Regions from separate parts of the Homo sapiens genome. Here region 1 is linked to region 2. The links are chromatin loops, found by intact Hi-C in ENCODE. Cell type or tissue: GM12878. All regions are shown on one strand. Each heading gives the region's core, and the rest is flanking DNA. Links, peaks and the distances in the headings are about the cores only.

Evidence for each region. Peaks named below come from ENCODE experiments on the same cell type or tissue, not always from the same donor. Only the 100,000 strongest peaks of a DNase experiment are listed, where the experiment ranks them.
Region 1: it touches region 2 in a loop (2.6-fold over the local background); 11 of 110 quality-filtered maps call a loop at or near these places.

What each region holds. Positions count from the first base shown.
Region 1 is chr18:59,052,645-59,063,326 of GRCh38, reverse strand. It overlaps the pseudogene OACYLP. Among named protein-coding and RNA genes, the nearest start is that of SEC11C, 82 kb to the left of the region's middle. RefSeq lists an enhancer at 1-1,012. In GM12878, for the core only: CTCF peaks have their summits at 5,934 (motif pointing right) and 7,483; a DNase peak (open chromatin) is centred at 6,005.
Region 2 is chr18:58,525,028-58,535,709 of GRCh38, reverse strand. It overlaps ALPK2 (alpha kinase 2), which reads left to right. Exons shown (of 13, transcript NM_052947.4): 5 at 1-876; 6 at 6,472-6,619. Among named protein-coding and RNA genes, the nearest start is that of ALPK2-AS1, 27 kb to the left of the region's middle. RefSeq lists enhancers at 31-250, 1-368, 361-410, 511-910 and a silencer at 9,563-9,642. In GM12878, for the core only: a CTCF peak has its summit at 5,775 (motif pointing left); a DNase peak (open chromatin) is centred at 5,729; H3K4me3 peaks cover 1,213 bases; H3K27ac peaks cover 2,217 bases.

The sequences.
Region 1 (10,682 bases), core at 1,723-9,722, 530 kb before region 2:
AAGGGGATCCTGGCAAGCATTCCCCATCTACACCTTCGGATGGGGAAACCAAGGCTCAAGGTGCTGTGGCTGGAAGGCAGTGCTCCCAAGCACTGATTTTTTTTTTTCTCATGACATTACTCTGCCTGAATTCCCTTTCCAACTTCTAAACTAGCTGCATTGGAGAGGCTGCATGTTCTTCTTTCAGAACCCACACTTGTGCATAAATCCATGTAAAAATCTTATACATAAATCCTTTGTCTTTTCCAAGGATGGAGAGAAATTGATATTTTTGAATCAATATCAGTCATTCATCAACCACTCCAGAAAACAGAAATCACTCCGGTACACACCCTGTGTGTTCGATTTGTCACCTTTAAAGGAACAGGGTGTGAACCCGACAGCAAAGCCTGGAGCCGCTTCCATACCTCCATATCCTCCGTGGCACGCAAAGAGGACTCAGCCCACAGCCGCCGCCCACAGGGTCCGGTGGAGGGCTTGGTAGAGAGCTGCAGCTACTAGAGAGGAAGCAGAGGAGTCATCCACCATGTATGCCAGAGCGGCCACCGCAAATAGGGTGACCAGGGAGCAGCTCCACCCCAGCAGGACCTGCATCTCCGGGGAGAGGAGAGGCGGGGCCCAGCCCTTTTTAGCCATTGTATAATTCCCTCCTCCTACACAAACTTATTTTTTGGTGTTATTCCTGTCACTTAGGTCTTTATTCGCAAACCTCAGTCAGCATAGATTTGACTAAAATGGAAGGTTGTAATTTAAAAGGGGTGGCCAGGAGATCTTTGTGGTGACAGAGAGTTCTGTACCTTGACTGTGGGGGTGGTTGCACAAATTTGCACATGGGACAAAATTACCCAGAACCGTACAGACGTGCGCGAATGAGTATGTGTTGGTAGATCTGAGGTCTATTGTGCCAATGTGATTTTCTGGCTGTGGTCAGGTACCATAGTTGTGTCACACGTTGCCTGTTGGGGAGCTGGAGCACACAGCACCTCTCTGTACTAATTTTGCAACTTTTGGGGCATCTATAATCATTTCAAAATGAAAGTGAAAAGAAAATCAATAAGTAATGTTCTAACCCACTCCTAATCTCCCATTTTGTCCGGTAACCAGATTAATGCTCCTTGATGGCTTCCGCCTTCACCATAAACGTGAGGGCCTCCAGCACACAGCCCCGGCCTGGGCAGCAGCCTAGTCAAGTGGAAGGAATGGGAATGTGAGAAGTCTTCAGCTCAAAGAATAGCCCCATGAGTTAAATCCTAACACCTGACTCACTTCAAGATCTTGACCTTGCGTCACCTGAGTTGACCTTTTTAGACCCAGATCTGTCTTCCAAGGAGCTCTCTTGCTTCTCCGTGCTGTACTCAAGCTGCTGTGATTATGTCTACACTGCACTGAACCAACATCGGATCAGTCCACCGTCTTGTCTCTGAGACCTGCTTAGGTCTCAGGTTCCTGGCTGCGGGAGAGGAAAGGTACATACTCAGTGGCACTCCACTCTTTTAGCCTGGGATCTCCCTCACCCCTTTGCTACTTCCCTGGCCCAAATGGGCCTGCAGTCTCTCAAAATGCATCTTGGGTATCATGTTCTCTTTCTGTCCTTGTCTGCTTATCTTTATTATGGTGCATCCTGCCTTATCTCACTCCTGGCAGCTTCCTCCAGTTTAGACCCCGTGTCTTTATTTTCTAGCTTCTAAAGCTTTGAGTTTGGTGTACCCAACTGTGCGCGTTTCTCCAGGTTAACTTGGCTTGTATTTCAGCTCCGGGCTTCCTGGTGCTGACCCTGGCCCTTGAAGTCATTCCCAAATGCTCCCTCTTCAAGTTAAGTTTTGCCCTTTGCTGACACACATTTTCTCCCTGGGCTCCCATGTAACCTGGACTATGTTGAAGCCTCTCTTTAATGGCACTCTGTTATAGTCTACAACTGAATTGTGCATTTCCAGGAAAATATCGTAACTGCAACCTATAGAAAAAGTCACACAGCTTCTGTATATTCATTCCTTTCGGTAAAATCTTATCTCTTCTTCCTCCCATGGGCAACACAAGGTTTTCCAAGGACCAGGGCCTCTTCTCTGGAACATCTAGGTAAGGTACCCACAAAGCCTAGGCAAACAAAGGTAGGACCTGGCAGAGGGGTTTGGGGCAGGAGTTGTATCCTAACTTCTGGCCCTTCCTCCATTGAGAAGAAAATTCTCTTTCATTCATTCATGTGTTGAGTACCTTCAGTGAGTCAGGATCTCAGAACCAGATGCTGGCGATTCAGAGGTGATACAAGTAGTGAATTCCAGGAGCTCACAGTCTATGGGGTGAATAAATGCTTTATCATGCGGTACAAACCAGGGCCCAGGAATATACAGTGCACAGAGGAACCAAAAAGAAGGACACAGCCTGGCCTGGAAGGATAAGGAAAGACTTCCTGGAGGTGAAAAGTCTAGGTGAGCCTTCTAGGCAAAACAGGAGTTAAGTCAGATGAAAGGGAGAGGTGAGTAGAGGGGAGGGGGTAGAGGCAGATTCCAGACGGAGGAAGAAGCATGAGCAACTGCACAGATGCCAGGAACAGCTTGTGTGTGTGTCAGTGGCGGCAGTCAAGGGCACTGTGAGCAGGTTGGTATCACTGATATGCAAAGTGCAAGGCAGAGAGTGGTGAGAGAGATGATGCTAGAGAGACAGGCAGAGTGATGTCATGGGAACTCTGAAGGCCTTGTTGAACAGATCAAGCCTTATCATGGATGTAAAAGGAAGTCATTGAAAGATTTTTCACCGTTCAAGGGCACAGCCAAGGTGGTGTCTTAAATAGATCACCCCAAGAGTAGATTTGAGATCAATAAGACTAGAGGCAAGGAAACAAGTGACAACATCCAGGCATGAGATGAGAAGAGCTTTAAGGTCAGTTCAAAAGGATGAGAGAGGATGGCAGGAGAAACCATCGGCAGAGCATGGGGGATGATTGGCTGAGAGCAGTGGTCAGTGAGGAGGAGGCATCCAAGATGAACCCGGGTTTCCAGCTTGAGTAACGAGATTGGATGGTGAACTAGAATGATTGCCCACAAAGGAGCCAGAGAAGAAAATGAGTGCTTGGGGTACATCTGGAAAAGCAAAGTAACAGCTTCCCCTCTAGACACCTCACGTCCTGATTCCCAGACACAACCATCAAATCTGACCAAGAATCTTGTATATAGAAACCACTGAGCATGTGCTGTTAAAAATCCAACCCAACTCAGTATCCTCTTCCAGAAGAAAGTCTTGCCATTGTAATCTCACTGGGTATGTTTTCTCACATTGGTGGTTTCTTTGGGTCAGTACCAAAGCTCCTACAGATGGGACCACACTGGGTTCCAAATCTGGAGGATCATAAGGAGAGGTCAGTGAAGAAAGCAGAGAATCAAGCTCTGGCAGGAAGATAAAGGCCTTATCTTTAAATTAAAAAAAAAAAATGAAGACAGGGGTTTCACCATGTTGCCTGAGCTGGTCCTGAACTGGACTCAAGGGATCCTCCTGCCTCAGCCTCCCAAAGTGCTGCGATTACAGGTGTTAACCACTGCACCTGGCCAATTCCTTCTGATTCTTTAGCACAGAGAGACATCAGTAACACTCTACAGCACAATACAGTACCCAGCAGGCTGACTGCTTCATCCACAGCTTTGGAAGAGCCTGGCCAGGTGGGCCACACAGTCCCAGCCAGACCCATGCCCATAGAGTGAGGCACGGGAAATCATACCTTGGTTCTGAGAATGTTTTCCTGGTGGTTTTGGTGCATGTAAATGCTCAGAAAGAGGCCCACAAGAACTGGCCCAAATCGGCAGTAGGGCTTTGTGTAGTACTCCACGAAATACAATACAATCGCCTCTTCACTGAAAAATACAAGGAAATAAGCCAAAATGTTATGTTTGATCTGGACATGGCAAAGGGAATCCAAATCCCTGAGATGTCCATTGGAATAATCAGCAAGCCCAAAGGTACATTTAGGGCACACTTGTTCATTTCCTTAGTCATGGTGCGCAAACAGTGACCTCATGGCCCCACCTCAGCCAAAGTTGGCTTGTTTAGGTTCCAAATTCCCTCAGGCCCCTCCACCCCAGATCCCAAGGAAATATCATGAGTGTATTCATTTTAAATAGCTGTGTCTGGTGGCCAATATGTCAGAATGTTCTAAAAATGTAGCACCCAGATGTGAACCCAAGGGTCCCAAGGACAGAGACTGTCCTGAGAGAGAAGTGATGAGAGGTCCAGGCCAGGCTATTAAAAGGACACCAAAAACTATTCTTTGAAGCTGTGTTTTTCAAGGTTTCATCCCTTGACATCAACAGCTGCGTCAGGCCAGGCATGGTGGCTCACACATGTAATCCCAGCACTTTGGGAAGCCGAGGCAAGAGGATCATTGAGCCCAGGAGTTTGAGACCAATCTGGGCAACATAGAGAGACCCCAACTCTACAAAAAAAAAAAAATTAGCCAGGCCTGGAGGCACATGCCTACAGTCCCAGCTTCTCAGGAGGCTGAAGCAGGAGGTTCGCTTGAGCTCAGGAGGTTGAGGCTGCAGTGAGCGGTGATCATGCCACTGTGCTCCAGCCTGGATGACAGAGTGAGACTCTGTTGCAATAGAATAAAAAACACAGACAAAAAAAAAAAACACCTGCATCACCTGAGAACTTATTAGGAACCCAGACTCATGGGCCCCACCCTGACCTACTGGCAGTGGGCTCAACCATCTGTGTGTTAAGAAGCCCTCCAGGTGACCCTGATACCCCCTCAAGGCTGAGAAGCTTTGCCTAAACAGTGCCATTCACGGGAGGCATCCAGGTTATACCCAAGCCCAGGGAATCATCATCTCTGCACATGGACTCAGGGACTAGAAATTTTAAAACTCTCCTGAGTTTCCCAAAGGCAGATTGAGAACCCCTGCTTTAAATTTATCACCGTTAAAATTATCACCATTCCCCACTGAAGCTAGACGCACTCTCAGCCCCTAGCTGCCCATGCAGGGACCACTGGAGGAAGGGAAGGTGTTTGAGGACTAGACGTATGGTTCTTCAACTGTGGCTGCACATAAGAATTTATTCTGCAAATTAGAATTTGTAAGCACCCTGGGAATGCTTACAAAAGTCCGCTGCCTGGGCCCCATGCCCAGAGATTCTGATTCAATTGTTCGGAGGTGGGTGGGGATGAAAGCATCAGTAGATTTAGAAGCTCCCAAGTGACTCTAATATGTGGCCAGGGTTGAAAACCGCTGGGCTGGACATGAGTGAGCCTCCTCCTCAATCACTTCACCATGCCATGATATGGGAAGGGCATGATAGTCTCCTGGTCAGGAGGCTTGGGATGTTGTCACCAATTCATTCATTTATTCTCATATGCCACCCACTCACAGATTCACATGGAACACTCACATACCAGGAACGGTTCTGGCCATTTTATTTTGGAAGATCGGCAAAGGCTGCTCTGAGAAGGTGACATTTGCACAGACACCTGAAAGATGTGAAGGAGAAAGCCCTGCCAAGATCTTAGATTTTAACAGAAGAGTAATTCAGGCTCAAAAGCAAGTGCTAAGGCCCCGGGTTGGGGAGGGTGGGGAAGGGGGTTCGGGGAGCGTGCTTGGTGCGTTGAGATGAGTTGGTGTGGCTGGTCCAGTGTCAGCAGGTAGGAGGGTGACCAATGAGGCCACTGGAGGAATTCAAGCAGATGACTGACATAATCTGATTTTCATTTGTGTCACTGCATTGAGAGAAGATTAGCAGGTAATCATAACAGTTTTTCCTGTGTAAGTGTCATACATGCCTCATTGGGGAGGGGAAATAGCACTGTGGATTGGCTTCTAAGTTCAAATCACACCTGTGCCACCTACTAGTTGTGTGACCTTGAAGAGGTAGGTTCAGTCTCTCCATCCAACAGAGCCACCAAGCAGCAATTGGCTGCTGGAGGAGAAACACAGTACAGCCACATGGGGGCGCTCCTTCCTCTGGGAAGCGTTTCAATGGGCAACGTTGAGTTCAGAGAGGACCTACCAGTGCAGGTTGAAAGGTTCAGAAGTTTGGAAGCAAGAAGGCAATCAGCTTTCCCATCCAGACCAAAAGTTTCATACCCACTTTTTCCATGAACCAAAGGGCACAGGGTGAACAGCCTGGCATTCAGCAGCCCTCCCCGGGAAGTCCTGGCCAGAAAGGGGCAGGCTGGGGAACCGCATTACCTGGTTTCTGATGGAGCCACGACAGGAAGTTTATATGCCAAGGTGATCAGAGCAGTGGCTGTGAAAGATGCCAAGAACAGCATGGCCCCAAGGAGGATGAGGATCTGTGTACTCCTGCAAAGAAGAGAGGATACGGAGAGGAGTGCCCTTCAGTTTCTTGCCCCACACATGCGCTTCCTATGGCACGAAAGGCTGGAAATCCTGACCATCAGAGGTACTTCCTGCTTTTGAGAGGCCCTGCTTTTGAGAGGCTGATGAGTGGCAGGGAGAGCGGGGCTGGGGCTGGAGGACCTGAGGCAGCCTCGGTCTTGACCATCCATTAGTTGTGCCACACCGGGCAGGGCCTTGAGCTTGAGTTTCCTGGTCTAGACAGGAACAGTAATCGCATCCTCGCCTGCCCACCCTGAGGCTTACTATGCAGCTCAAAAGGAGTCCATGCCTGGGAACGTCCCTTGTCATCTATGAAACCCGATATGGATACAAGTGGTGGTTGATTTGGGAGAGAGGACTGTCAAAGGCAGGGTGGGACACGGGGTGGACCCACTCCAAGCACAGGGGAGAGAGGATCGAGAAGGAGGATGGTATGGTTTGGATCTTTGTCCCTGCCCATATCTCATGTGGAATTGTAATCCCCAGTGTTGAAGTGGGGCCTGATAGGAGGTGACTGGATCGTGGGGATGGATTTCCCCCTTGCTGTTCTTGTGATAGTGAGTGAATTCTCATGAGATCTGGCTGTTTAAAAGTGTGTAGCACCTCCCCGCTTTGCTCTCTTCCTCCTGCTCCCACCATATTAAGATGTGCCTGGTTCCCCATCTGCCCTGATTGTAAGTTTCCTGAGGCCTTCCCAGAAGCAGAAGCCTGCACAGCCTGCAGAACCATGAGTCAATTAAACCTCTTTTCTTTATAAATTACCCAGTCTCAGGTAGTTCTTTATAGCATGTGAAAACGGACTAATGCAGAGGGGGAACCAGGCACGCCTTCAACTGAGGAGCAGAGCCTGAGACAAATGTCCGGGTGCAGGTAGTTCACGTGGGTGTAGGAATGAGGGATAGGGTAGGAGAACAGGGAAGCAGGGAAAACCAATACCAGGATGTGCTATCAAGGTGGCCAATGCTCAGTTCTTCCAGAATGTTCCACAGGGCCATATGAAATGTACCTTAAAACTGTCCTGTGAGATGAAAGACAGAAGGATTTTCCCACTGTCTTCTATCTCAAATGGGTTAAGGATGGTCCCACACAAATTAATTCCTCCACACTTTGGGACCGTGCATGTATAAGACTAGGATGTTTCCTGAAGCACCCAGAGTGAGGCGCTGTCTGGTTGTACCTGCTCCGAAGTGTGAGGGTTGGGATTAAGAGGATCCACAGTGGTGTGGAAGAAATGTCAAACACAAGTGCGAGACCATCCAGGCACAGCCTGACCTGGAAAATGCCTTTGACAATGCAATTCTGCTAGTGAAAGTTGCCATGGCTGTTCATGAGGAAGGGATGAGATAGATACTATTCAGTTATCAAGTGATACAGGGAGAAAATTATTTTCAGCCAGAGTACCAATGTTAGTGTAATATTTGGAAAGAAGGATGAATTCTAGCTCCATGATGCTATGATTGATTACTAATGTCTGCTATGAGGGTAAGCAGGGGGTTATGGTAATAATGCTGTATGTATATTTACTATGACTTCTGCCAGACCCCTTAGCTCTTCTCTCCTTGAATTACTGAGCTCCAGAAAGACCTGATTCCACTGGCATTCCATGGAATTATATTCTCTAAAGGAAGAAAAGCCCTACTTTTATATTTCCCTCCACTTATAAGCTAAATCTTGTTGCATAGTCACAAGTTTGGACAGTGTGGGTTTTCAGCTGAAGGACTGAAATCCACCTTCCACGACAGCCTTTGGGAAAGATGCTGACACGGGGCCAGTGCTCCTCAGTCACAAGGACACTCACATGGGTTCCCAGGCAAGTCTAGAGTGCGGAGGCATAAGAACTCAGTGTCCTAGGTAAGTGGTAGTCAGGCCATCCAATAAAAACCCACAGCCACCCGAGTAAATATGTGTTTAACTCCCTGGGGGACTTGAGCCCAGTCCCTGGCACCTACTTCCAAGATCAGTATCTCCACCACAGACTCCACAAGTCTCTTCCAGCTAGCACCATTTCAACTAAACTCATAAATCTTCCTGACATTGAATGTTATGGGCTGAATTATGTCCCCAACAAAGTCCTATGTTGAAATCCTAACCCCCAGTAATTCAGAGTGTGACTGTATTTGAAGATAGAGTCTTTAAAGCAATAATTAACATTAAACGAGGTCATTGGGGTGGGCCTTAATCCAATATGACTGTGTCCTTATAAGAAGAGGAAACTTGGACACAGAAGGAAGAACATGTGAAGACTCAGATGTTTTGTTTTATTATTAATATTCCATTCTGGCAACAGTTAAATTGGATGACTAGAGGACTGAATATTGATGTTCCCTCTACGGAAAGTGATTTATCATTATGATTCAAGAGCGTAAAAGACATTCATGCCCTTTGACCTATTAATTCCCCTCAAAGATATATGTTGTAGAGAAGTATCAAAGTTGGAGACAAATGGTTTCCATGAAAATATTTATCAAGCCATTATTTATGAATGCATAACATTGGAAATAATCCCAGTATTAAACAATAGAAGGTATACATAAATTATATAGTTAGTTCATGGAATGGAATGTTATGCAGACATTTAAATTATGTTGCTTTAAAAATAAAATAATATAGGGAAATGCATGTGTCATAAAACTATTGAAAGAAAGATACCAAGGTGTATATACAGAATGCTTTCATGTATCAAAAGCAGGGCACAGCCTGGGCAACACGGCAAGACCTCATCTCTTTACAGAAGGTAAAAAATTAGCAAGGTGCAGTGGTCCATGCCTGTTACTCGAGAGGTTGAGGCAGGAGAATCGTTTGAGCCCAGGAGTTGGAGGCTGCAGTGAGCTATGATGGCACCACCGCACTATAGCAGCCTGGGTGACAGAGTGAGACCCTCATCTCTTTAAAAAAAAAAAAAAAAAAAAAAAACTGGGCAGAAAAAATATCAGAAGGATAAGCCCCAAAATATTAGCAGCAAATTCTCCTTCCCTTGACTGACAAAGTGGAACTGGGGTGATTATTCCCCCCTCTCTTAACTCCTAATGTTTTCCAATGTTTCTTAAATTGAACATATATTTTAACACAAAGAACAATAAATTTTTAAAATATGGCATGAATAATCCACAACTACAAGTCTCTCCATGAATTATTGAGGCCTTAAGGTGTTTCTAAAACTAACAAAAATTAAGGTGATAAATATCCAATGTGGGAAAGCTGGTGCACCGATACATGGCTGAGGGCGTTGTAAATTACTTCACTCTTTCTGGAGAGCAATCTCACAATATGTGACAAGTGCCACAGAATTGTTCCTACCCTTTGACCTAGCAATTCCAGTTGGAAATCTGCCCCTGTGAAAATAACTAAGAGAAAAAGTAGTGTGTTCAAAGGCATGCATTGCAGTGACATTTATAATCATGAAAAATTGGCCACAATCTAGATACCCAACCATAAAAATGGTAGATAAACCCTAAAACTGCCAAGTATGCAGGTTATGTCAATATGTGGCAATGTTTATAAGAACAGTTAAATGGAAAAAGCTGAGCACTAGATATTACATGCACACACTGATTGTAACTCTGCAAAACACACACTGACTGGCGTAGGATCAATGTTGGAAAAGAATGCAGAAGAAGGCAGACCGTAGAGGATTTGGTATTTACTTTTCTGTAAAGTTTCCTAGATTTTAAAAAGCAGCTCTGCACGGAACTGGGATACTTTCTGAGGGTTTTGTGAAAGAGGGCACATGAGGAGAAAAGCTTGTCCCAATCAGACTCACTTTACATGGATGAAGATAATCACTGGTGTGGTGAGGTGGAACTGGAAGTCATTGGCAAGGTACCAGGTCCAGCCATTGCACTGAAAAGAGAGCAGCAAAGGTCACTCTTCCTTCATTTACCAGTTCTGCTCCACACTCTCCACCTGCCTGGACTAGGAGGAAGAATTTAGTAGGTGGGTGGGGCGAATTTCCATGGGAAGACAAAGGAAATTGAGTTAGAGATATTCATATTTCACATCCCTCATCTTGAGCCTTGTACCAAGCCTGGATGGTGGGTATTATTGCTGCCATTTTACAAAATGGAGATTCAGACAAATTTTCTCTTTTGTTTAAAAAAGCAAAATGATCATAGCCCATCTCCTAGGACAGTTGTGGGAAATGAACTCTGTCATGTTACGGGAATGTAAGAGTTTCTCATCATTATGGTGCGGTTGGAAGTCAGAGGGGTCAACGTTTTTCTCTTTTCTTTGCCTCTCCCCATGCCCCAACTCTAGGTGGAAAGAACATGTTCATTTAGAACCAGGGCTTGGCTCCAGATGATGTTTTGTGGAGAACCCCAGAGTTCCCATGGATGATTGACATGGTCAAAATGAGTTCCA
Region 2 (10,682 bases), core at 1,319-9,318:
AAGTCCTGCAACCCAGCGAAGGCGGTGAAAGAATTCCAAGTGGATGTAGCATAGGCCAAATACAAGAAAGCAGTGATGGGAGCTTAGGGGAGGCTGAGCAAAGCAAAAAGGACAAAGCAGAATTGATTTCCCCCACTTCACCTCTTTCTAGTTGTCTTCCAATAATGACTCACGCTTCTCTTGGGGTTGACACGCACAACTCCACAGGCCAAATTCATGACGTCCCTGAAAATGACATAGTTGAGCCCAGAAAGCGTCAGTATGTGTTTCCTGTTTCACAGAAAAGGGGAACTATTGAGAATGAGCGTGGGAAACCTTTGCCCTCTTCTCCTGATCTTACCAGGTTCCCTTGTACTTCATCTCCTGAAGGAAATGTCACAGACTTTTTGATAAGCCACAAAATGGAGGAACCTAAAATAGAGGTGCTTCAAATTGGGGAAACCAAACCCCCAAGCTCATCTAGCTCCTCAGCGAAGACCTTGGCATTTATTTCAGGAGAACGTGAGTTAGAGAAAGCCCCTAAATTACTGCAGGATCCATGTCAAAAGGGCACCCTGGGCTGTGCGAAAAAGTCCAGGGAGAGAGAGAAGTCCCTGGAAGCCCGAGCAGGCAAATCGCCAGGGACCCTCACAGCAGTGACGGGGTCAGAGGAGGTCAAGAGGAAGCCAGAAGCCCCAGGCAGTGGACATTTAGCTGAGGGAGTAAAGAAGAAAATTTTGTCCAGGGTGGCAGCACTGAGGCTGAAACTGGAAGAAAAGGAAAATATCAGAAAGAACTCAGCCTTTCTTAAAAAGATGCCCAAACTCGAAACATCATTATCACACACAGAAGAGAAACAAGACCCAAAAAAGCCATCTTGCAAAAGAGAAGGAAGAGGTGAGGTTCTGTTGCTGTCCATCATTGTTAAAGTTTGGGCTTGTAGACCAGGTATCCAGTTCCTGTGTCCTCGAGGGTCCTTTGCAATTAAGGCCAGTGTCCCCCAGGTGGGCATTGATGCTATGGTTGTGGCCAAGTGGCTTCAGCATGTGGCATCAGAATCACCTGGAGGACTTGTTAAAACCCAGATTGCTCCCCTCCCCCAGTGTGTGAAATTTGCACTTCTAACAAGTTCCCAGGTGATCTATCGGGAGAACCACGATTGAGAACCACTGATAAAGGCCGCCTGTAGGCATGTCTGTTGGAGGGGAATGTGATGAAGGTGCTTTTCCGTTTCATTATCCTCTTTTACAAAATCTATTTAAAAATATAAACAGAAGCATTAATCAGTGTAGCTAATTAGTATAATGAAATAGACCATGCACTAAGCAGGATTTGTGGAAATGAATATTTTGGTACAAATTGGGATTCTCCTCTTTAATCACTGATTTTTCATTAAAAATAACTTCCTTGAACCTTGGTTTTTTCTTCCAAATTTGAGTGTAACATTTCTTTTCAACTCACCCTTCCCATTTATCTAAATCTAAAATCCTCTGAGGTCTCTGTTCTAGGTTTCAGACCACTCAAGCCTCAAAAGTCCTTGATCAACCTCTACCTATGATGCTGTTAAAAAAAAAAAAAAAGTCCTGAAATTGCAGTTAATTCTACTTTGTCTGAGGAATCATTTCAGTCCCAAATTCCATTTATAGACCAAATTTTAGCCTGTTTTATTTCAGAGCTCTTCTTTCTCTCCCCACACACCCTGGTAGAAGTCAGAAGAGAAAATATTGCAGCAAGCTACAGTGGCCTGTGTGCTCTGGAGCGAAAAGCTACGGATGGCTGATCAGAAGGGAAGAATTTTCTCCTCTCTTAACCTGAGTCCTTAGATTTTGAGGCTGGCGTTTGTTATTCCCATCCCATCAAATGGGTCCTAACCCCTGTTGCAGAAAGGTTTAAAGACAAAACTGCCTTCTGAAGAGTTTGGAAGTATCCAATCAGGTTATTAGTATCTATATTTTAAAGCATATTTAAAGAGAATGGCTCGGCATTGTGGCTCACACCTGTAATCCCAGCAATTTGGGAGGCCGAGGTAGGAGGATTGCTTAAGCCCAGGAGTTTGAGACCAGCCTGAGCAACATGGCGAAACCCCATCTCTACGAAAAATACAAAAAATTAGCTGGGTATGGTGGCGCACGTCTGTAGTCCCAGCTACTCTGCGGCTAAGGAGAATCACCTGACCCCAGAAAGTCGAGGCTACAGTGAGCTGTGATCACACCACCACACTCCAGCTGCACTCCAGCCTGGGCAACAGAGCAAGACCCTGTCTCAAAAAAAAAAAAAAAAATTAAATAGAATGAAGCAATGTTTCAAAAGCTCTCAAAATTGGTTTCAGCCCAGAGGCTGAATAGATTGCCTCTGGGGACCAGCCTCAACCCCCTTGTTTGGGGATAGGGGTTCCTTTGCAGGTAAAGGTAGACAAGCAAAACCACCTTTTTGGAATTCTTGCCTGTGACTTTTCAAGTTACCCATGGGTAAGAGGACTGTCCAGATAGGCAGTGTTGAAATCAATCGCCGTCAAAGACTTTGATTTCAGCTGCAGCACAACCTCGCCATTGCACTAAAGGCTGCAAAGACCGAGCATGCCGCCTTCTGGGAGCCACTGGTCTGAGCAAAGCAGGTAGATGCGAGGGCAGCCAGCCTTGTCCTGAGAGGGCCCTGCCGGAGACTACGGGGTAGAGACAACCAAAGACTTTTCCAGGCCAGACCACTGAAGGGTTGTTACTCATGCCACCCACAACACAGAGGCCATTAAGAGGCAAAGATTCAGTTAGAGATACTAGCGGGTGTTTGGGTCCATCTGGGGCAAGTTGTATCATGGTGGTTAGGGTATAGATTAGGAGTTATATTGCTTGGGTTCAAGTCTGGCCTCTGGCAGTACCTGGATAGCCCTGGGCAAATGCCTTAGCCTCTGGGTGCCTCACTTTCCCCACCTGTAAAATGGGGGTGCTAATGATAAGACTCCTCTCAGGTATAAAAATGCAAAGCAATTTGAATGGCACATGGCCTAACACAGCTCTCATGGTTGTTAGTTACTGTTTTTTTAAATTAGTGTTTTTAAATAAAAAATGAGGCAATGCTTATGCTCAGTATGCTTATGAAATAAATAGAGAGCTTAGTTCAGGCAAAAGATCATTGTGTCTGAGTTGATACCAACCTAGCATTAGGAGAAAGAGTGGTGCTGGCATCCACAGCTCCTCCTCTCTGAAAAACTCAGGGCCTCGGCCAGAAGGTAGGAGTCATCTGGTGACGGAGCAGGAGGGGGAGGTTCACCAGAGTTACCCTTGAGTCAGCAGGTAAATGGGAGTCCCAGGCAGGTTTTGCCCATGCCGGGGTAGGTTCTGACCCTGCAGTCCTTTCCCAGCTTCGGAGGAGTTGCCACTGGCGGCCAACCTCTCCCCTCTCGTGTGGGGATTTTCTTTGCAGAGAAAATTAGAACGGGTTTCTGGAACACTGGCACCCACTTTTCTTTAGGATCACAGCTCCCTGATCTAACTACAAACCAGCACTAGGTTATTGTACTGGAAGGGCCATCGACTGATGGGAAATAACTGCTTGACCAACATATTCATCCATTTATTAAGGACATGTTATTTTCCATGGTGACTTTGATAATGAATGCACTGAATATTTATCTAATATGAATCCACTGTGGGCACTAATCCATACGAATCAACACAGATGATGACAAGAGACAGGAAAAATAATTCTCTTCTGGCATTTACCTTTTGGAATGGCAGCATTCAGAGGGCCAGCCCTTGACAACAGCCTATTTTTTTTTTTTTTTTTTTTTTTTTTTTTGAGACGGAGCCTTGCTCTGTCACTAGGCTGGAGCACAGTGGTGCAATCTCGGCTCACTACAACCTCCACCTCCTGGTTCAAGCGATCCTCCAGCCTCAGCCTCCCGAGTAGCTGGGACTATAGGTGTGCACCACCATGCCCAGCTAATTTTTGTATATTTAGTAGAGACGGGGTTTCACCATGTTGGCCAGGATGGTCTAGATCTCTTGACCTTGTGATCTGCCCGCCTTGGCCTCCCAAAATGAGCCACCATGCCCGCATGCCCGTCCTTTTTTTTTTTTTTTTTTCAACTTATCACCTTCTAGTTGTTCGTTACGGTTTTCTAGCCGTGGGCCAATTCCTTTAAGAATCTACTCCACCATTGAGCACTCAAAGGTTTTTTATTTTGTTTTCTCAGTGTAAGCAACAGCAATTTCATTGCTTAAAAATAACAAAAGTTGCCACCAGGAAGACACCAGATTAGGAAGTTCTCCTTCCTTCTTGTGATGGCTTTTGTAAGATCCTGAGTCCTCGTCACTGCTTTCCGGCTGGTACACTTCAGACCCCTTGGCTGACATCTCGACTGTGCCCTACCCAGCAGTCTGGTACCCACCCTGCTATCCCCAAAGGAGCACAGATTTAATGCCTTCCCACCAGTTAACTGGTGGGGCGGGAGTTAGGATGAGGGGAGCAGTGACTTGGATCATTATAAAAGAAATAAACCCTAAGTAATGTTTTTAAAAAATTATTATTATTACTTTAGAGATAGGGTCTCACTCTGTCACTTAGGCTGGATTGCAGTGGCGAGATCATGGCTCACCGCAGCCTTGAACTCCTGTGCTCAACCGATCCTCCCACCTCAGCCTCCTAAGTAGCTAGGTCCACAGGCATGCGCACTGCACCTGGCTAATTTTTTTTTCTAGAGATGGGATCTTGCTATGTTGCCCAGGCTGGTCTCCAACTCCTGGCCTCAGGTGACCCTCCTGCCTCGGCCTCCAAAAGTGCTGGGATTACAGGTGTGAACCACCATGCCAGGCCTGAGTAATCGTTTTTGATGTCCAAAGCTTAGTACAACAGAAACTTTTTATTCACCGGGGACTTTACTACCGTTTTCCCTCAACACTAGCCCAACCTGCACACGGAAGAAAAAACTAGCTGCACTCCAGGTCTCCTTTGAGCTCGTTCAGCTGCACTTTCCACCTCTGTCTCACATAGTCAGGGGTCCTATCCAAAGCCCAAAGCCCCTCGGCTAAACAAGCTTCAAATCTCCCACAGACCATCCATCATTCAGTTCTGCTGCCCATTTCATGCCCTTCCCGCCATCCTCCAATTTTCCTTGTGTTCGGTACAACAGGTTCTGGCAGGCTTAGGAATATTTAGGTGTCCCCACATCACCCATGAAGCCGGCCACTGCATGGTGTTGGAAAGACCCTCTAGGAAATGGCCCAGATGAGGAGGTGGGCTTGGTCGAGACCTGGACCAAGAGTTTGACATTGTGAACCTGAACACGGTCTCAGCTTGGGCAGGAACCAGCAGGCCCAAATGCACTGATGCGGGTTTGCCATCAATACGTACTTGTTACATTTTCTCTCTCTCTCAATTATCCACTTGGCTCCCAGGATACTGTTAGCAGTCTTGGTTACTCTCTGGTTGAAAGATTTGCTACCCAACAGGCCCATTATCACTTCCAGGGTAGAGAATTAGCTTTTAAATATGCATTCTGTCATCCTAGCATCTGCTGGTGCCAAGGAGAGATGAGAAGCACCTTGAATTCATGGATATTTTCACCGTAGTATAATTTGAGGCAGTGGAGCAAAGTCTCAGTATTGGTGATCTTGGTTTGGCTACGGATTACATATGTTTTATACTGATGTACTTTTTTGTGTTACCAACGCTGTGGAGTTATGCTACTTAATTTGTGATAGACTCACACATCTGCAGTAATCTCATTTCCTACCCAATTGTTACGACCACTCGGGACAGGGGCCTCATCCTTGTCTTGTTCTAATGTCTAGGCTGCCGCCCAGTGGCTGCCCTAGCTAATTACACATTAGCATGCTAATTGTTCCTCACTGATATTGATACTGAGGTGATATTTCAAAGGTCTCAGCCCAACCAGTGGGAATTGTTTCCTTATTGCTTCTATTCTCTTTTGCTAATGAGGTTGATATCAGACATCACTCCAATCTACTAGGTTATCTTCAGCAAAGACAAGTGTGATAAAAGGGAAAAGATGAATATTATTCAGCCAATAACCTATTGTTGAGGTGTCTTTTACATTTTGGGGGCTTAGCCGTAGTTTTTTGGATAATCCAGATTTTATTCTACTCCCTAATTCCTAGCTCTGATTTCGACCTGGATGATCTGGTAATCATTTAAAAACATCTTTATTTGGATGAGATCCTATAGAATAGATATCTAAAATCCTCCCACCTCTCATCCCCTTTAGAAAAAATCTCTCAAGTTCTATTTCACTTTAAGCATTACAGGCTGCACCTAAAGAATTTTAAGTAATGGAAGTGAGCATTTTCTATTAGATTGATTTGTAAATTTTCCGACTATTTAGGCAAGCCACCTCTCCCCTCAGAGACTCAATTCTCACTTCCATAATTGGGGATAATAATTAATATTCCTGTCTCTCAGGATTGTTATGAGAATTAAATGGTATGAAATGGGAAAGTCTTTTGTTACACTGACCTTCAAATATCTTGTTTCTAGCTCCAGTATTACTGAAAAAGATCCAAGCTGAGATGTTCCCTGAACACTCTGGAAATGTAAAATTAAGCTGCCAATTTGCAGAAATTCATGAAGATTCTACTATCTGCTGGACAAAAGATTCAAAGTCCATAGCCCAAGTGCAGAGAAGGTGCGATGTTTTTCCCTGGTTACTTTTCACAGTTGTTGCTTGTTTATTTCACAACATGGTTGTAAAAAAGAAAAAAGAATAAATTATAGGACGTGAAAAGGAAAATTGAAGCAGAGATTCCACATCCACAATATTAAAAAAGACTAAATATCGGAAGACAAGTGTCTGGATGGGGAAAATGATGGAGGATTCTTGCCCAGGTTTTGCCAGAATTGAGTTCTGGGGTTTTGGGAAGTCACACAACCTTTCACTACATTTTTTAAATCAGGGGAAGGAACATGTCAAATGATATTCTAGTCTGAGGTTCTGTGGTCCTAAGATTAAAGAGCTCTCATCTGTATGTCTGTGAATTTAACTTGGGTGTGTTTTCTGTTTCATAAATTCCCAGTAATCTGATAAAGGTCAAACAAAGCTAAGGAGATGAATAAAAACAACAACAACAGCAATCTATGAGGTTACAGAAAAGTAACAGCTATTGAGGGTGACCAGCAGCCATCACTAAGATGGGAAAACCTGTTTATTTCTGGGTCCCTATGATTTTTATTTTTATTTTTGAGACAAGGTGCTACTCCCATCTCCCAGGCTGGAGTATAGTGGTGCAATCACGGCTCACTGCAGCCTCCACCTCCTGGGCTTAAGTGATCCTCCCACCTCAGCCTCCCGAGTACCTAGGATTACTGGAGCACACCACCATGCTTGGCTAATTTTCTTTTGTATTTTTAGTAGAGACAGGGTTTTGCCACATTGCCCAGGCTGGTCTTGAACTCCTGGCCTCAAGTGATCCACCTGCCTCAGCCTCCCAAAGTGCTGGGATTACAGGAGTGACCCACTGCGTCCAGCCATGTCCTTAAGATAATAAAGGAGAGAAGAATGAGGAGGCAAGAGATGAGCGTGAGAATCATTGCCAAGAATATCCCCTGTGGAATAAACCTGATTACTGGCTTCCTTAAGCAGCTTTTCTTGGCAATAAATGCTTGTTCAAGTGAACTGATGAATTCAAGCTTCATCTGACACAATCTAGAAACAAATCACCTGGTTCAAAAGTCAACCCTCTGCCAAAGGGTTCCCAGTTTAGCTCCCTAAGAAATGGGAGGGGTTCCAATCCCCTTAATTTTGTCACCAGTAGACTGAAAAAGTGAGAAAATCTGAGTTTTCTGTTTAATTAAATCATATATGTCTGCTTGGAACATATGTCTGGAAACTATTTCTCAAATGTAATCATGGAATACTTGAGCTATGATTTCATTTCTACTAACATCACTCCAGAGCATCTAACTGGATTGTAATTGATAGCATAACCACTTTGCCTAAAATGTCACCATTACCCTGCCTGTCTTAGGTATGGCTTAAGAATTATTATAAAGGAAAAGAAATGGTTTGCTTTTTAAGTCAAGGAGGTTCCCTAGAGCTTCACTTAAAAAGGTACTAATTATTCATTTTAAATTATTTTCTGAAGCTGTCAGCCAAGAGCAATTAACCAGTATTTTCACTGTTTTTCCATTCATCAGCCTTGCTCTGAGCTCAGAATTACCACTTGAATATTTGCGGGTCCCTTTTCCATTTGATGTGTATTTACGATAAACCTAACCTTCCCCTGGGGAGCATATGTCATTAGTAAGCATTCTACTTACTGATGACGCGTGGCTAAGGCCTTTGATTCCTAGTGATGTTTGCTTCATTTCTCCTTGGTGACAGTGTCTGGCTTAGTTGAACCCATTTGCTTTCTCCATGCTAACACTTGAGAATATTTAAGAGTTATAATTCATTTGTTTATTGAGAGATCATTTATATTATTTCAAGTGGGTTTTCAAATGTTTGCTAATTTCTCTCATGCCTACTTCCAGTCCAGCGTTTCCCTTCATTTGTGCCTCCATGAAATATGTCACTGTCTTGTATCATTTTCAAAGAGTTGAAATCTCTCAAATATAATATGAACGTGGAGCAAAGGTCTTCTTGAACTTACTAAATCATGAGGGAACCTGTACAATGGCAAGAGTTGTTCAAAGGAGCATTTGAGGAATGAAGATTTAGATAGTCCATCAGGCAAAGGAATGCGGAAATACATTTTGAAATAGATATAAAACTGGTTAATGTTTGACAGGTAATAAACTTTGGGAGTTATCTTTTCTACTGCACAGAAACCTAAAAGTTAACCTGTAACTTAAAGTGTCTGAGTGGGTTCTGTGTAAATGGGAAATAGCAAAGCATTCTCTTTCACTAGATCATCCTCAATGATCCTGTTGAACAATGACTGTGATCCTCTTCCTTTGTCCGCAAGTTTTGGGTACTTTCCTTAACAGGCTAAAGCGTGGAAATTAGGTGTCAGAAGACTTTCTTGTGGGTAGGGCAAGACTAATATACTTCGAAGAAACCAAGAAGAAGAAAGTGGTAGCTTGGTTTGAGTCTCTGTGTAGCAGTGGCATGTCTTGGCTTCATGGAGACCTCAAGGTGGCACCCTCTGGTGCTATTTGGCCATCAGTACCTTCTTGGTAACCAGGAACCCATTCTCCACTCTGGGGAGAGAGGTCCTTCTGAGTTCCCTGGGCTTTTGAAAGGGCAGCTGTCCACGTAGAGCGGCCCTACTGATAGCTGAGCAAGGTCATGGAGCACAGGTCATGTTGTTCCCGCTGGGAACCAGTGGATGAGGAGCTGGCTGCTGGGATGGGAGGATCTCCTTGGATGGCCCTGGGAGAAACAACCCGAGGACTTCTCAGCCCAGACTGAGTGGTGGGTGGGGGTGCTGCCAAGCCCTGGCTCCTTAGGGCTGGTGATGGATGATGGGATCTCTCAGAGAAGTCCCCATGCTAAGTACCCTCTCCCTGCAGCCAACTTCACTCTTTGTGTTCTTCTGATCACACTCTGGACATGGGCTTCTTTTGCATTTGTCTGCACAGCTAATCACCACTGCTGTTCTGCTGTCTGTAGCCATTTCCTAAGGTAAAAAGATTTGTCCCTTACAGGGTAAGAGGATATGAAACTGAACTTACCCTCTTGGTTAAAAAAGGCACAAGATCACTTGTTACTGCTTTCTACAGCTGTATTGGTATTTTCTGTTTGTCCATTTCCTCCCAGACTAGAAGACCCTCAAGGGCAAGGACTGTGCCTTTTTTTTTTTTTTTTTTTCTTTTTCATCATTGAATCCCCCAGTACTAAGCACAGAGCAGATACTCCACAAATGTTGGATAGAACTCTTTGGGACTTCCGAGGTAGTTTTGTATCATGGAGAAAGCACACTAATACTACTGTTCCCCACTAATACTACTGCTCACCACGAAGTAATGACTCGTGACCACGCTCAAGACTGGGCTTTTCGCTGAAGCTTCACACGCCGGTGTCATGACACGTTACTCCTCATGACACATCTGAGCGGTGATCTTGCTCATTCTGCTTTCACAGAGGAGGAAATTGAGGGTGACAGGCTACATAGCACACCTGAGGTCGGCCTCAGGGTTGGGATCCAGACCTTTCTGACTCCTACATGTATTCCTTCTAGAAGAAAGCCTTGGGTGGGGACCATGGGCCAAGCCAGGAAAAACGGTCTTCGTGGTTCTGGGCCAAGTATCAGAGAATTTCTAGGCTGGAAGGAAGATGTTCACAGGACAGTTCTAGTTCAGCCCCCAGCCCTTCGGGTAGCCCTTGCCTTCCCCTTTCAATGACAGAAAGGCTGTGCCAATCCTAGAGCCTTGGAGAAGGACTTTCCACAAGCCTCCTCTGTGGCCCACTCTGTGTTTTACTGCCCTGTCCGGAAGTCTTCCCCTTATAACTGGACTTGTTCACATCCAGTTTTAACCATACAGTGGGATATGTTCAGAGACCCCAGGAATGAAGGAAGTAGAATGGTTTAGTGAACTTTGTTTTAAGCCACTGGTATATTCCAGGGAAGGAATGTATATATTGGAGGCTTGAAGTCTATTGAAAAACCAACCAATAATGAACACTGTTTTTGAACATGCAACTGAGACAAACTCAAGCTAGGTGAATTTTTGTTGTTAAACTATGAAACGAACCCAAGCTAAAATGTACACCACACACATGTATACACATACATACACAGAATCTTGGT